3 separate regions of the Homo sapiens genome follow, and all the other regions are linked to region 1. The links are chromatin contacts, found by Hi-C in ENCODE. All regions are on one chromosome and are shown on one strand. The core of a region is the stretch at or near the end of the contact, and the rest is flanking DNA. Distances in the headings are between cores, read along the strand shown.

Evidence for each region. Hi-C counts contacts between places; a loop is a spot of excess contacts on that map. Pooled maps may share reads with other maps.
Region 2: a map with no recorded cell type shows a loop between it and region 1 (11-fold over the local background). The contact joins two enhancer-like sites. A Hi-C loop is called at or near these places in 8 of 37 single-sample maps with no recorded cell type and 5 of 50 pooled maps.
Region 3: a pooled map shows a loop between it and region 1 (6-fold over the local background). The contact joins two enhancer-like sites. A Hi-C loop is called at or near these places in 3 of 37 single-sample maps with no recorded cell type and 4 of 50 pooled maps.

What each region holds. Positions count from the first base shown.
Region 1 is chr2:2,899,787-2,902,892 of GRCh38, reverse strand. The region is part of intron 5 of LINC01250 (long intergenic non-protein coding RNA 1250); the gene reads left to right. Among named protein-coding and RNA genes, the nearest start is that of LINC01250, 220 kb to the left of the region's middle. Within about 2 kb of position 1,457, at least 5 of the 41 ENCODE cell types and tissues checked have a DNase peak (open chromatin) inside an H3K27ac peak, as active enhancers do.
Region 2 is chr2:3,650,233-3,653,338 of GRCh38, reverse strand. It overlaps a transcript of ALLC not described here. Among named protein-coding and RNA genes, the nearest start is that of ALLC, 6.4 kb to the left of the region's middle. RefSeq lists enhancers at 1,159-1,398, 650-1,398, 1,509-1,788. Within about 2 kb of position 1,563, at least 23 of the 41 ENCODE cell types and tissues checked have a DNase peak (open chromatin) inside an H3K27ac peak, as active enhancers do.
Region 3 is chr2:3,460,636-3,463,741 of GRCh38, reverse strand. All of the region lies in intron 8 of TRAPPC12 (trafficking protein particle complex subunit 12), which reads right to left. Among named protein-coding and RNA genes, the nearest start is that of TRAPPC12-AS1, 21 kb to the left of the region's middle. RefSeq lists an enhancer at 2,187-3,054. Within about 2 kb of position 1,686, at least 8 of the 41 ENCODE cell types and tissues checked have a DNase peak (open chromatin) inside an H3K27ac peak, as active enhancers do.

The DNA.
Region 1 (3,106 bases), core at 208-2,707:
ATATTCAAAGCTGAAGTGTTTTTGCAGAACTGGTAAGTTGGAATAAACGCAGCATACGGCACAAAAGGACAGGTGGGAGGAGAAGGCGAGAGGGGGACAGGAAGCCAGGAAGGAATTCCTGTGAACCAGGGAGGCCATCGACAGAGCTGAAGCTAAGAGCTCTCATACAGAGAGGGGTCAGTGCAGGACCAGGCAATATGCCTGTTAGAGGCTTGAAGAAAAAGAAGAGGATAGTGGCATCCAGCCAGTGTGGATGACTTCTAGTGGACCAGAAGTACCTTCTGCCATGCTCCTTGGGTGAAGGCCATCATATCTTCCTCCTCTCATGCTTCTCTGCCTCTGTGCAGACCCTCTGTGCAGACATGCATTCGGATGTTTTTTGAGCAGGTCTGTGCCTTTCCTGGAGTGGGAGTGAGGCTTTGATTCCCTCGAAATCACCCTTGGCACTGCTTCTCCTAGGCTAGAGCTGCAGTTCTGTCCCCCTTACTCTTGAAAAAGCACGTGGGGAGGAGTGCCCCATCAGGAGGTGCCTCTGGTCCAGCCTTCCTCTCGTCACTTCCAGGCTTGCACCACAGCCGTGGGGAGAGCCTGGGATTCCAGCCTGGGCGGCAGAACCTCCCAGGTCCTCCTTCCCTCCCTTGGCAGTTGGCGCTGAGTTCTGATACCTGCTTCTCACCTCCCCTTTGATTTTTGCGACCTGTTTGGATGACTCCCTGGCTTACTGAACTCAGCTCTCAGCTTGATTCTTGATTCTGTATATTTGCTGAATAAATATTGAATGAATGGAGGCCTTTGATCTCCCCACCACTGACAGCTCTTGGAGAGAAACTTCCATGGCCTTGATCTTCTGAGAACCTCGCTGGCCACCTGAGGATGGCTTGTGATGTCTTACCTGAAGAACTGGTGTTGTCTAGGTTAAGTCACATTCTTTTCTGTGAGGCATGAGCAGACCTTGGATGAGACGTTAGAGTGAATGAGAACACCCACAAAAAGTTTTGTAAAGTCTTTGTCTTTCCTGTTAATATTTGGCAACTTGTGTCTCCTCTAACCTAGGGGGTGGTGACTGCCTCTTCCACGTCCAGGAGCAGACCTTGGTCACCATGGAGATGCTTCCTGCTGAGAGCTGCTCACAAAGACTGTACCATGAAATTTGCTTTCCTTTTCTCTTTCAAGGCTTCTCTTTTCATAATGACTTTCAAAACCCAGCAAATGGGAAATGTGTAGGAAGCAGTGAAGGCAGTCCTGCTGTAGCTGGGGGTGCATCGCGGCTTCTGGGAGGGCTGAGACACTGCCTTCATGTGACAAGTATTTTAAACACTGCACCCCATCCTGGAGGGCAAATTGCCCTCCTCAACCAAGTCAGACTTCACAGCAAAGCTGAAACTCATTGCTTTGGCAGCCTCCTCCTCTGTGAGTTGCAGTTCCACATTTTGACAACACTCAAAGCACTCGTGCTTATCAGAAACGACAAAAGATGCTGCCTCGAGATTCTACTGTATCTCTGTGTTTAGAATTCATATCAGTGTTAAAGAAAATTGAAGAACAGTCCTCCCATTATTTTACATATCACTGATGGGCGAGTGGACCATCAGTGATATCAGAAAGGTTATCAGTTTGGTAAGACTAGTGTTTCCAAGTTCTTCTCTCCTACTTTGTAATTATGAAGAAGAAAACACCTGTCCTCTGTGGCAGGGCCTTTTCCAAGTATTGAGTTAAATCAGGAAGTGGAGACTCTGCCCAGGTTCTGTTCTAACACTGAGTGAGCCTGGTCAAGTCACTTGCCTTCTCTGGGATTAACTTATTCACAAAAGGAGTCATTTCAGCATGCATATTCTATGCCACTTGTGTATTCTCTCATTGGCATTTCCTAAGGGGCTCATGTAAAGTGAGGCAGGAAAGAATGAACAATAAAGCCTGACTCGATTCATTACTAGTTATCAAATTCACTTGGGTTGATCTATTTGTATTTAATAATATTTGTCAGTAGGACTGCAAATTACTAATATGAACTGTAGAAAATGAGAAGAAACAAGGAGCCCCACAATAAAACTAAAACACTCCTTCCATAGAGATAGGTGTTTGAGGAAATAAATTCATGGTTATTATTCTATGGGCATATGTGTTTGTGTGCATTTGTTTGTTTATGACTGAAGTGATTCATCCCATACCTACTGTTTGTAACCTACCTTTCTTACTTGTCTACATATAAACAGTTTTATACATTCAACATAAAGACTAGTCTCTATTTTTCTACTGTATTTTTTTTCTGTGATGAAATAGTGTGCCTTCACATTGAGGTACCAGATTACCCTGTCACTGAAGAACACTGAGGTTTATAAATTTGGAAAGGAGAGCTTCATTTCTCCTAAAGGGCTGCAGCCTGCAGACCAGCCATTCTGACTGGCTGGGAAGTGTAGCCTCCAGACAGAAGCTGGAAACAGACACTAGGAGGCAGGGGCAAAGGGAACAGGGATTTTTTGTGAGTGAGGTTGCTGAATATAAATATTCAATAAGCTATAGGAGGAGTCGTGAATATTTATGAAATGAAAAATGCAGGCACGTGCAATTGAGCTTCATGCCTCCTCGACCCATGTTAAAGAAAAATGGTGCTGATAGCTTGATTTGAGGGTAGAGTTTTCTGCTTTCAAAAGGTGCAGCAGAAGACATGAAGACCCTTATTCTTCATCCTTCTAGACTGGCCAGAACCACTCCCTGGCCCCCTGGCCAGTGGTCTGTTATCAGGAAGGAAAGCTGCTCAATTGTGGTACTGAAATTGCAAAAGGGAGAGGCAGCATCTGGTAGTTGGTTGATGTCAGTGGTGGATTCTTTTGAAAGGGCTGGTTTCTGTTTACCCTTAGGGCATAAGCCTAATCACGATTAGCAAGTGAGAGAGTAGAACCATGCCTGCCCGACCTCCTATCCCCTCGTGGCCAGAAACTCTGTTTCCAAGGTTACTCTGGAGTCCTCTTGGAAAGGAGGGGATCTGTTCAGTGAGTTGGGGTCCTTGGGATTTTTTTATTTTTCAATACCTATCCTCCTACGGCTTTTATTTAGTCTATTTCCAATATTTGTCTACTATAAACAATGCTGTGATTAAAAGAGAGCT
Region 2 (3,106 bases), core at 314-2,813, 750 kb before region 1:
CACAAGTGGCAAACTGCAAACGTGGCCACAGTCCCTCACACCCCTGTGCAATGGAACTCCACAGCTTCTCCCATCATGGGCAGAGTCTATTTCCTGACCCCTGGGCTCACCTCATGACCAACTTGGGGCACAGAAGGAGACAGAGTGATGCTCCAGCTCTGAGTGGAGGCTTCGGGGGGCCCCGTGTGCACCCACTCTTTTTGAAGCAGCGCCAAAATGCTGCTGCCACCCTGCAGACATGTTCAGGCCAGTTACTTGAAGTGAGAATCTGCAGGCTGCAGACAGGCCTCCCAGCTGATGCACTGGAGACCAGCCACCCCACCAGCTACCCAGAGACACCAGAGTGAGCCCAGCCAAGACCATAACAACTGCCCAGCTTAGCTCAGTCCAAATTGCTGACTACAGAGTTAAGATTAATGGTTAAATGGATGGTTATTATTTAAAATCACTAAGTTTTGGCCAGGCGTGGTGGCTCACGCCTGTAATCCTAGCGTTTTGGGATGCTGAGCCAGGCTGATTGCCTGAACTCAGGAGTTCAAGACCAGACTGCGCAACACGGTGAAACCCCATCTCTACTAAAACACAAAAAATTAGCCGGGCATGTGGCACACGCCTATAGTCCCAGCTACTTGGGAGTCTGAGGCAAGAGAATCCCTTGAACCGGGAGGCTGCAGTGAGCCGAGATCACGCCACTGCATTCCAGCCTGCTAAACGAGCGAGACTCCATTTCCAAAAAAAAAAAAAAAAAAAAAAAAAAATCACAAAGTTTTGGGGTGGTTTGTTACACAACAAAAGCTAACTGATATACGCTGTTTGGGATATCTCCATCCTTAGGAAACACATTTTCTTCCCACCATAGAAATGGAAAAATATGTGCTTCCCAGCCTCCTTTGTATCTAAGGCATGGACGCCTACAAAGCTTCCATGTAGAATTGTGCGGATTGTAGCTCTATGAATAGTGGCTCTGGATTTGTGCAGTGCACAACCTGTGCAGGCCCACAAAATGGCCCCGAGCTCTAGGTACCAGACAGACCGGCCCCCAGGCTCTGCACAGGAAGCTAGTGAAATGCAAACACAGCAGCACAGCCGCTTCCATAGCAACAGCGGGCAGCCTAGCAACCACCCGCACCTGCTGCTGGCAGCCGAGGGGCCCTTGCAGGTCGTGGTGGGCGGCACAATCCATGGGCTTTGTTCCCTTCCACACGCACCGAGGCGGGGCTCCGGGCCTCCCAGAATTCCTGCGAGCTCCCAAAACGCTTTCAACAAATTCCCTTTGTGCTTAAATTAGCCCGACTGCGATTTTCCTGCTTGCAACTAAGAAACGTGTGGTTCTTGGTTCCGAACTGCTGAGCTGAGCCGGGTTGCGTCTGGTGACCTCAGCCCTCACCGGCCACAGACCCTGATGGGCCCACAGGGGAAGCGAAGGGCACGGTTTCCATGCAGTGACCTTGAGTTGCCTTCTACGGCGTGGGCAGAGCGCGAGAGCAGTTTCAGGCCTAAGGGAGGAGCATCCGGATGAATAGCTGCCCGCGAATAAGGACGATTGAGAGCCACGCGACATCTGTCAGGGATCTCGTCCTGCCCCTGAAGAAACGCCGGGCATGTTTCCCGCCTCCCCGGCCGATGGAGCTCCGCATGGGGTTGGCCCAGCCTCCATCCAGAGTTCGTCTTTGCCATCAACGGCCAAAGTGACCTTTCTTTCTCCTGACTGCTCTTTCGGTCGTCAGGTCTACGTGGCTGCTGTCACCGCAGGGACACAACGTGGGTGCCACTGAGGATGAGAACTCACGCGGAGCGAGGCCGGGTGCTTTCTGAAGAGTCTGACACCTCGGCCTCTGCCTCCTGCTCCCGCCTGCTCTTTGTCCTTTCTACGCCTTTAACTCGTCTCCCTTCCTAACACACACACACACACACACACACACACACACACACACACACACACACACACACACACACACACACACACACACACACACACACACACACACACACACACACACACACACACACACACACACCCCCCCCACCCACCCACCCACCCAAAAAGAATTCCCGCAAGCATCGGCGGCCTGAGCGCCCTCCGTGGCTCTGCAAACCTCCCCGCGCCTGTGTGGGCGCCGCCGTCCTCGTCCTCTTTTCCCACTAGATGGCAGTATGGAGCCACGGATCCGCCGCCACCGCCGGGCAGCCCCAGGCTGTGTGTCTGCGCTCATCCATCTCAGCCCACGCTTCAGAGGGCTCTGAGAAATACACGCGTGCCAGCTCTCCGGTCATGCCTCAATGCAGCACCTAATAAATCCCGGCTCTCTCCTTAACCAAACCGTTTCCCTCCTACTTTGCAGATCAGATTCTGCAGTCTACACAATAGGTCTCCTCCTCGGAAGTTATGGGAATAAAATCAGGGTAATGGTTCTGACTTCAGGCCCAGTGTTTATAGCCCCTCACGTTTGCTTTAAAGCAAGCATAATCCTACACTGCTGAATTAACCAGGTACAAAGAAAGGCCCCGTGCGCCTTCACTGTGCCTGCTATTAACACAGACTCCCCTCCATGAAGCCTGGTGGAGGGTCTGCAGGGTGGGGACTGCGTGACAGTGGGTACCCACATGGGAGGGGTAGTGTGGAGGCAGAGGTGTTTGTACCCAAGCTCCTCGCCTGTATGGGAGTAAACTGAGCCCCAGACAAGTGCGAGACGCCCCAGGAGCAGAGCATCTGGAAGGGAGGTGCACGCACTGCTGACCCCCACAGAACTATGGGGCAGGTGGCTGCCAGGGCCCACATGTTCACCGGGCCGAGGGGCTTCAAGGTGCTGCTGGGGCTGGAGCTGCAGCTGCCCGCTTGCCCAGGCCTCACCAGGCTTCCACCTGACAGTCACCGTGGTGCGCTGTTTCTCTCACTCAGTAGCCAGCAAACAGCGCTCAGCATCAGTCCTGGCAAGGCAGGCTGCCTGGGTCAACTCAGGGGCCATCAGCCCGGTGGCCGGCCACAGACAGGGAATCCTGGCTGCCCCGAGAGCCCTGTGGATGCCACTCCGGCCCCCAGGAGGAGCAGTGGGAGCTCCTGCAGGAACCTGGAACAGGGCTTTGCTATCTAATTCCCTAAACCCCA
Region 3 (3,106 bases), core at 437-2,936, 560 kb before region 1:
CACTCACGCCACTGATGCTCCAGGCTGAGGCGGCCACCACAGAGAGCGCAGGGTGGGGGCGTGGTGGGGGCGCAGCACTCACTGCTAGTGGGCGATGCCGTGGCCAGCCGCATCACCCTAACCGCTCTTTCAGTGCTCAGGGCCAGGGGTCAGTGTTTCTGAAGATAATCTAGTATGACAAAAGACAGGTTTTTACGAAACCAAGCCATGCTCTTTGATGGGAAGTTACTTTAGGCATGGCTCTTCCCAAAGAGCACGTGCACAGGCCTGGGAGCCGTGTGAGAGGAAGCTGGATTCCAGGCCGGGGGCAGGCGCGGCAGAGAAGGGATCTCGGGGGCCCCTGCACCCGCCGGCAGCCACTCCCACCAGCTCAGCAACAGTAGCGCTCGCCAGTCCCTCAGGTGTGAACATGACACGTGTCTGTGTGTCCGGGCTGCAGTTGGGGGAAGAATTCTGGGGCACTTCAGGGGGCCCATCGTCAATACAGCAGATGAGGATTTGGGATTGTGTTACAAAGTTTCCTTAGGTTGACGGTTACTTAATGACTTTATTTACTGAAGAGGAAACAGCCCTTCACAGGTAAAATGGCCAAAAGAAGCTCCTCAAGAGAGCTTAACCTACTCTCCAGATCCTGTGGATTTGGCTTTTGTAAAGGACATGAATGACTTACTTCCAGGGACAAGTCTATTTTAGCTCAATCTTCACCATTTCTTTTCAGCAGCCACACGTGTTTACAGGCCGTGAAACTAGATTTACAACCATTCTGCAACCAGCAAGGACTTCTGCAGTCTAATTTCAGCAAGACGGAAGGTAGCTGATGCAGCTGCGTGCTCCTTTCCATCATGTGCGGAGCCACGGCGGGTTCTGATGTGCATACTGGCGAGCTGTGGGGACACCAGGAGGGAAGTGGCCTCCCAGGGGCACCCGGGGGAGGGGGGGCCCAAGCCACCTAAGGTGGCAGGCACCTGCATCCATATGGTCTGCCAGTGCAGGTGCCCTAAGGCTACAGTGAGGCCTAAGGAGAGGAAGAAGTATTTAAAAAGTGAAGATAGTGACATTTTCAATGCTTTATAATACATGCCACTGTGCATTATAGCATATCATGCAGATTTATCCAGGGCTAAAACGTATGAATACATTTCATTGCTAAGAAGTTAAATTGGTATTTATTTCACTGTAATAAAAATGTTATTCAAGATAATTAAATGGCTGATTAAATAACTCATTGTTAGCCCATATACATAATTTAATTAACAGGATACCCCATATTATTAAGATCACACACTGTTGCAATACCCTGTATGCTCACTAGATGGCAAGAGAGTGCATATGCTTGGCTTGGCTTTAATTGCAACATTTTTGCCTCCTTTTTTTAACTCATGAAAATGAAAGCTTAAGCTGAACTTTCAAATTAAATCATGTCCATTGTAAAAGTATTTTTGAAATGCAATAATATGTTCTGTACTGAGTCCCAGCAATACAGGAAGAAGACTCACATTCGGAGCCTGGTGGTGGTGTTACTACCACAGTGCCACAAAGAAAAGCCCATTCCGTCGTTTTCTATTAATGTGTCTTAAAATGCAAATGAAAGCCCGCCAGTGGAACAGGGAACTTTCCTCCCTGGGGAGTTTTAGCCCCATGATTAGTGAAACGTCAGTCCTGTGAATTTATAATTGATTCTTCATGTCTTTGCATAAGAATGTTCCGGCAAGCTGGTGACTTTCAGGTGACGCTGACAATGCCCTCAGCAGGTGGAGGCCTACTGCGGACCGCCCAGACCGCCAGGTGGGGGTGTCAGGGCTGGCCACAGGCAGCACAGGGAGAATGGCCTGTTTTGGGAGGCAGAGGGGTCAGGCCGGGTGCTTCGGGGTCACCTGGTTGCTGGCCAAGCCTTGGGTGGTGAAGAGGCCACCAGGGCAGGGGAGCAGGAGGGCCTACTTTTCACTCCCACTCAGAGGTGGGCAAGCCCTGCTGCAGAAGCCAGAGGGGGCTGGAGAAGGGAAGGGGGCGGGTGGGAGGAGGGTGAGGACCAGAACAAAGCACCTGTGCGGGCCACCTGACCTCAGTGGGACTATCTCAGGAGTGGCAGCGGAAGAAAAACCTGCTCTGAGCAAAACCACAGAACTTGAAAACCGTAATTTCCTTTATCCAGTGTGTTGAAGGAGAGGAGAGAGCTGTGTGAATGTCAGAGCTGGGAGGGATTTCAGAGATCTCAGATCTATGCCCTTATTTTAAGGAGGAGGCTGAGGCTTGCAGTAGTGCGAGGCTGCGTCACGGTCGCTTGCTACCGAGGATGAACAGGACGCCGAGTCTCCTTGTGCGTCCAGCCTGACGTAGACGCAGAAGCGCAAAGGCAGCGGCCCCGCACTGGGCACTGGGGCTGCGCTAAAGCCGGGGTGCGGGCTGCACGTCTTCCTGATGGAATGCCTGAGCCACTGATGGCTGTGAATCTATACCCGCACCCAGCCTGCTCGGAGCAGTGCCCGGGGTCACAGTCACCTCTGGGGATGCTGCAGGGTCCGTGCATAAAGCAGGGCTGCCACTTCAGGGTTCATGACAGAGCCCGTGAGCACAGTTCTCCGCTGGTAAATTGCCTGCTCTGCCTTGCTGAAAATCAAGCTCAGGAATGACCTTGGCCCCATGAAAGCCGCATGGGTGTGGGAGTTAAGGTCGCTGTCTTCGAACAGCCCAGGAGGTGTTACGAGCACTGCTCCGGAGCGCCTGCTGCTAGCTGATTCCTGCAGTAGCTCTCAGTACGCACAGCTGGCTGCAGGGACACTAGCTCCACACAGGGCACCCTGATGCCCAGTGTGGGAGGTGAGCCAGGTGTGGGGTGCGTTCCAAACAAAGAGAGGAGCCAAAAAACACCGTTGCACAGGCTGGCGAGAGCCAGGAGACACGGAAAAACAGATGACAGCCTCAGTTCAGCTCCTTGATTTCTAAGCTGTTTCCCTGCGGGCTGAGAGCTCTGGGGTGACGTCCTAAGAAGGTCTTGTGGGGAAGCCTGTCTTCAGGTGTTGTAAGCATCAATCATAAAATCAAAACCATGAGGTGAAAAAAACACCCTCCACGAAGATAGGGAGAACAAAGGACACCTTCTGGGGAT